Regions from separate parts of the Mus musculus genome. Here region 2 is linked to region 1. A link is a loop called in an ENCODE intact Hi-C map of the cell type or tissue named here. Cell type or tissue: left cerebral cortex. All regions are shown on one strand. Links, peaks and the distances in the headings refer to the core of each region. The heading gives the core; the rest is flanking DNA.

The links. A loop is a pair of places that touch in the nucleus more often than their neighbours do. Peaks named below come from ENCODE experiments on the same cell type or tissue, not always from the same donor. Only the 100,000 strongest peaks of a DNase experiment are listed, where the experiment ranks them.
Region 2: a loop joins it to region 1, with 10 times the contacts of the local background. A loop is called at or near these places in 2 of 42 quality-filtered maps.

What each region holds. Positions count from the first base shown.
Region 1 is chr7:123,804,568-123,807,671 of GRCm38, forward strand. No RefSeq gene overlaps it. Among named protein-coding and RNA genes, the nearest start is that of Hs3st4, 180 kb to the right of the region's middle. In left cerebral cortex, for the core only: no CTCF peak of the experiment used is centred there; a DNase peak (open chromatin) is centred at 1,298.
Region 2 is chr7:123,731,538-123,734,641 of GRCm38, forward strand. No RefSeq gene overlaps it. Among named protein-coding and RNA genes, the nearest start is that of Gm30335, 140 kb to the left of the region's middle. In left cerebral cortex, for the core only: no CTCF peak of the experiment used is centred there; a DNase peak (open chromatin) is centred at 1,731.

The sequences.
Region 1 (3,104 bases), core at 197-2,696:
TGCATGTCATCCCAACTAGAGTTTTCCCTCCCTCCACTCCTGTCAAGTTTCCTTCCCTTCCTCCTCCCTTCTCTCCCAGGTACATTCCTTTCTGTTTCCCTGCAGAGAAGAGCAGGCCTCCCAGGGATATCAACCAAACATGGCATAATAAGTTACAATAAAACTAGGCACAAATCCTCATATGGAGGCTGAACAAGGCTACCAAGTAGGAGGAAAAGAGTGCCAAGAGCAGCCAAGAGATTTCGAGACACTTCCACTCCCACTGTTAAGAGTCCCACAAAACACCAAGCTAAACAACCATATCATATATGAGAGGACCTGGCTCAGACCCACACAGCCTTTCTGATTGTTGCTTCAGTCTCTATGAGCCCAACATATTTGATTCTGTGGGCCTTGTTCTCATGGTGTCATTGGCCCCTCTGGCTCCTATAATTCTTCTTTCCCCTCTTCTGAGGGGTTTCCTGAGCTCCACCTGATGTTTGGCTGTTTGTCCTCTGGATCTTACGGTCTTTCCTTCCACTCTCCCATGATGTTCAGTGCAGGAGATGCATTGCAGATGTATTTGTTAAAGCTGGGCACCCTATGATCACTTGATCTCTTATGTTTGCCAATTGTGGTTTTCTGTAATTGTCTCCACGTGCTGCAGAAGCTAAAAGAAGGTTCTTTGATGAGAAGTGGTAGTTATCTGTAGATAAAGGAAAAGTATTTAGAGTGCTGTTAGAGAGTATGCTGGTCCTCTAAAGTGGTGGCAGTGAGATCATCAGTAGACCTGGGGAGTTGCCTAGGTTCCCAGTACCAGGCAAAAAGTTTCTCCTGTTGAGCAGGCCTTAAGTTCAAGCAGAGAGCTGTTGGTTACTACCAAGATATGAGTGCCACTACTGCACCTGTAGTATCTTACAGGGCTGCTCATTCTTGCCTTTCTTTCCATAGGAGGTCTGAGCTCATGTTCTATGTTCCGTGAGATGAGCTCTTTTACGCACTGCCCATGTGTTGGGAGAATGCAAAGACTTTAAAGCATGCATCATTGCATAGTTTTTCAAGTGTTAATTTTGTTTCCTCTTTGTGGAAGATAATAACACATAGGCTGATTTTATTCTAGGATTAAAAGCGTTTTACTTTCTAAGACTAATTCATATGCTTTTGAGTTGTGGAATGGTGGGATGGTTCCTCCTCCAGTTGCTGAATTCTTGGGTTTCCTACCCACAACCATTCTGTCCTGAATGGCTTCAAATTCATCCGCTGTCAGATCCTTGGACTGCACTCCCTTTTTCACCCACCTTGGCCAAGAACTTACTATTTTTTGAACCCACATTTACAACAGCCTCTTAATTGGTTTCTCTGATTCCAGTCTTAGAGTTCTGAAATTCAGTCCCACATGTTGCCACAGTAACTTTTTAGACAGAGCTGTTGGGGCTTTTCCAGGAAAATATCTGATTTTAGCAGAGTCATTTAAATTCCCTCTCTAATTATTCATAAAAAAAACTTGCTGAATCAGTTTAGCTATTCCATACAGAGTCATTCATTCTACCATGTTTCTGAACTTCTCAAATTAAATTTAAAACCTAGAAGGACCCTGTGCTTCGGATTGGTAGAGTTTGGTGCTATCTTGTCTTCTGTTTTCTGGTTTAAGACACAAGGGACCAACTGGCCTAAAATGGCTCCCAGAGAATAAGGAGCTGCTATGAGATTGGTATGATGTTCTGTGTGAGTTAGACATAGCAGCTTGCTACATTTCCAGCTTCCCTCATGTCTCCAAGCTTCCTTTCAGTTAAGGTTTGGGACACATACGATTTTTGTTTGTTTGATTTGTCAATTACACAATATATGATACATGATATATGATATGATGTGATATGACCAAGATGAAGCCCCAAGGGACAACATCTAGCCAATCCACTGTACTGTTTCCTTCTACATGAGATTGGGGTGGCACAAACAACATACCCAGTCTATCCTGTGTCCTGTAAACTATAAAGAGAAATCTTCTGGGACCAGAGATGCCTTCTAAGACCGTCTGTTAGAGAGCTTGAAATGAAGGCTCAGAGGGAGGCAGTAAGCTGGACAAAGTCACACAGCCGCTTAATTCCAGACCTGTGTACAAACACATTATATTTTGCCTCAAGTTTAGAATTTATTCTGCTATAGTGAAAGCCCATCTCTGGGTCCATTTCTTCACAGAACAAATCATGTCTTGTTAAATCTCACTTGGGTGTTTTTTTTTTGGGGGGGGGGGATGCTGAGGGAGAGTAAATCTGGAATTTCCTCTGACTCGGAGCATGGCTTCACTCCAGCTGACTCTATAAATTGACATGGATTATGGGGTTGTGTGGCATTTAGCTTTATGATAATTACCTATTTGAATAGCTGATAAGAGTTAATTTATCCTGAAGACAACTAGGAATAAAAGAATAATTGGGTTATAAAATTAAAGCAATAACATCTGTACTTTCTACTACATTGAACATATTTGATGCAAAGAATATTTCAATTAGGCTAAAAAAAAATCTGTGAATGCTCTTTCTTCTTTATATTTCTCCTCAAGAGGGAAAAAACAAATGCTTAGTACACTAAAGGGAAAAAAAAAATCAAAAAATGGGAAAACTCGCAACACTTTGCACACCCTTGACACAGGCACCCCGAGGAAGCCTGCCATGGATAATAAAAACTAGATGTGCAGATCCAGCACATGAAAGTGCAGTTTCTGTACGACAGCCACTTTACCAGATCAGAGAGTTGGGAATTCCATGCAGACACACAGAGTCCAGATTCTTAACCCGAGGGCTGTAACCCCATGTGGGGCTATGTAACTCAATGTAGGGCTGGTCACAAGAATTTTGGCAGTAGAATAAAAACATCTCAGAACACACACACACACAAAAATGAGAAGTTTATTTGAAAGTGAACACACGGTGAACCCAAGGTGCTTAGGTGGTGCTTGCTGGTGCTATGCTCTGCACCATTACTGCGGCCTTATTCTGAGCATGCATGTGCACTTTGTATGCCCATCCACTGAACTGCCTGCCAACGAAAGCCTTCTGAAATACTGTAGTTCAAATTCGTGGACTTGAGACCCTTCCGGGTTGTGAATTGCAGTCTCTTTGCTG
Region 2 (3,104 bases), core at 339-2,838, 73 kb before region 1:
TAACAGTTTACATGGTAAGTTTGGTCTCGGTGGAAACACTGCCTCTACCTTGCTCTCTTCAAGGATGCTGAAATGGAGAAGGGCCTTAGTATTGGGGCTGTGCCCAAGCAAGCTGTGGTCAAAATGATATGGTAATTATTTTCTTCCCTTTATCCTTTGGAAACCCCTTTCCTTCTTATCTCTCTTGGCTTTCGTTTCCTCGTCAGTAACATTGCAATGGCCTAGTGAGGTGAATTTGAAATGAGCCCATGGAGGCAAAAATTCCCTTGAATTAAATTGCTATAGAAATCGGAGTTATTGTTTCCATAGGGGTATCTATAGCTCCTATATATGGTAGATCATTGTATGAGAGATTTCCTTTAAGTTGATCAATCCTCTCTCTCTCTCTCTTACTTCTTTTCTTGTTTATAGCCAGGCATCTTTAATGTTTTCTCTATTGGCCAATGATACTTGGAAATGTTCTATTCAGAGACCAGCCCTCTGATATTGAGGCTCTCCTTCCATCCAGCTTCTGAAACAACTCTCATTAGGGTTATCAGTGACTGCCACATTATTTAATGCAATGCCAGCTTTTGAGACCTTATCACACTTGAGTTTTCACTGGGCTGTGCTAATTAGCTCTCGGTTTGGAACTCTGTTTGTCTTTAAACTATTACCTTGTTTATTTCCTTCTCACTTCTACAGTATCTGCTTTTCATTAACTTTTATAGAATCGTCTCTTGCTTTTCATTTTGGATTAGTCAGCTTTCTGGTGTTGAGAGAAAATATAATATAAAGTGCCTGAAAGAAGGGTATGGTTATTTTGGCCCAGGATTTCAGAGGTTTTAGTCCAAGTTTCTTATGCTTTCGAGTTCCTGGGTGAGGCAGAACACTGTGGAGGGGAGAATGGAGAATGAAGAAGTGTAGATCTGCTCACTGTGGCAGCTAGGAAGGAGAGAGAGGGAGAAGAAGATGGAGGGCAAGAAACTGAAGGGGACGAAAGGGAGGGAAGAGAGAAGGGAAGGGAGAGAGGAGAGGATATGGTTTTAAGTCTATATTCCCAATACCTATTTATTGTAACCTGGTCCCACTTCATCATCACCATCCTCAGTAGCACATTCACTTTTGCATCCGCCAATGGCATAATGCATAGGTGAAGTGAGAGCTCTCACAATCCAATTACACACCGAAGGCTCCATCTTTTATCATGACTGCATCAGGGAGCACACCTAAATTAAATTGAGCTTTTGGGAGACATTCCAGATCAGTATCCCTCTTTTGGAGTTCCTGTCTCTGTCTAAGCTCATTTCTCTTCCACACATGCTTCAATCCAGACTTATCACTTGAATTGTCAGTGAGCTTCTGGCTTTGAAGTCCTAGGTCTTTCCTCCACCTTCTCATCTCATGGCCCATTGCCTATCCTCTCATTAGGCTATCCTGTCTGTCCTCAGGCTTGAGTAGCTTCCTTTCTCAAAACTCTTCCCTGTACATTATCCCCCTTATTGCCCATTCCAATCCAGCTGAAGAGAAAAGCATCATCCAGCCAACAAGTGCAATTCTACATTAGATAAAGCCAGGAAGGACACAAAGTTCCAACCATAATCTACAACTCCTATCCTGCTAGATACAGTTAAATCTGAACATATTGAGTCATTTCATCCAGAGGAGATGCAGCTCTACAGATTTCAGTCAGCACGTGGAGTTCTCCAAATATAAGCACCACATATGGTCTCTGAAAATCCAGGAGTATGAGTGGGCTTTAAAACCATCCCTGAGTCCATTAAAATGCCACACAGTGGTGGGAGGTGATGTAGGAACTGTGTAGGCATGCAATATCAACAAGAAGCAAGACATGGGTGTAGCAGAGGGGAGAAACGGAGAAACGGAAGCAGGCAGAAGGAAAATAAACACTAAGTCACAAGATTAAAGCTGGGGAGGTACACTATTTTACTGCAAGGTAAGATAGTCTTCCCAAATGCACATAAGTAGAGCTAGCATCTGAATAAGGAGTAAGATGCACATAATAGGGAAAGGAGGCTGGAGACCAAAGTCGGGAAGAATGTTCTGAGACAAAACACCTAATTCTGAATGGCCAGATGTCCTAGCTCACTCTCCCAGGCTGCCCCTCACTCCATCCGTTAGCCCACATCTTCTACAAAAGATATAACTTCCATCCAAAGATAGTTAAATCTGTTAAAGAAAGAAATTCAAAATGTAGGTCCAGAAAAACGTAGCTATTCAGGGAAAAAGAGTGTGAATATTTCCTTACCAAAATCAGATTAGTTAATGAAAATCAAAGAAAAGAAATAATGTCTCAAAGACGATATATTAAGATGAAGAAGAATCAGACTGAGAGGTGACAGTGGTTAAAAGTGTGCTGCTCTTCTGGAGGACCTGAATTTGGTTCTCAGCATCCATGTTAGACTGCACACAACTACCTGAAATTCCAGATCCAGGGGATCCAACCCCCTCTTCTGGTGTCCATGGGCATCTGCACTCATTGGCACATTCCATACTCCTTAACACATACACATAATTACAGGAAAGATAGATGAAGAAATTATACCACTCTTGGGAGGGTGCTCAAAGGTGTGTTAGTCTGGCCACAGAAACATGTGTGCACCAATAGTTACTGTTGCGCTGTTCCAGATAGCTAGAAATGGAACCAGTCTTAGTGCTCATCAATAGTGGATAAATAAATTATGGCGCGCGCGCACACACACACACACACACACACACACACACACACACACATAGAGGGGGAATTTTATTCCATGATAAAAAATAAAATTGTAGCATTCCATTGAAGTAACTAGAAATTATTGTATTAAGAAAGTAATCAAGACTCAGGAAAACAGATACCAGTATTTTTCTCATATATGATTCCCACATTTTAATTTTTCATACATGTGTAGCATGTATGTAGGATGTAGGTATAGGAAATGGACAATAGAAGGGAAAAGAGAGATGTTTAGGTGAGTGGGGAGTGGGAGGGAAACAGATAAATGGAATATACCTCACATGAAAGGAATGGGGACCACTGGAGCAGTAAGGGACTGGGGAGGGCCAGCATAGATAGACGATGATCGAGGATGCCACAGCGAAACCCAATGGTTTATATGCTG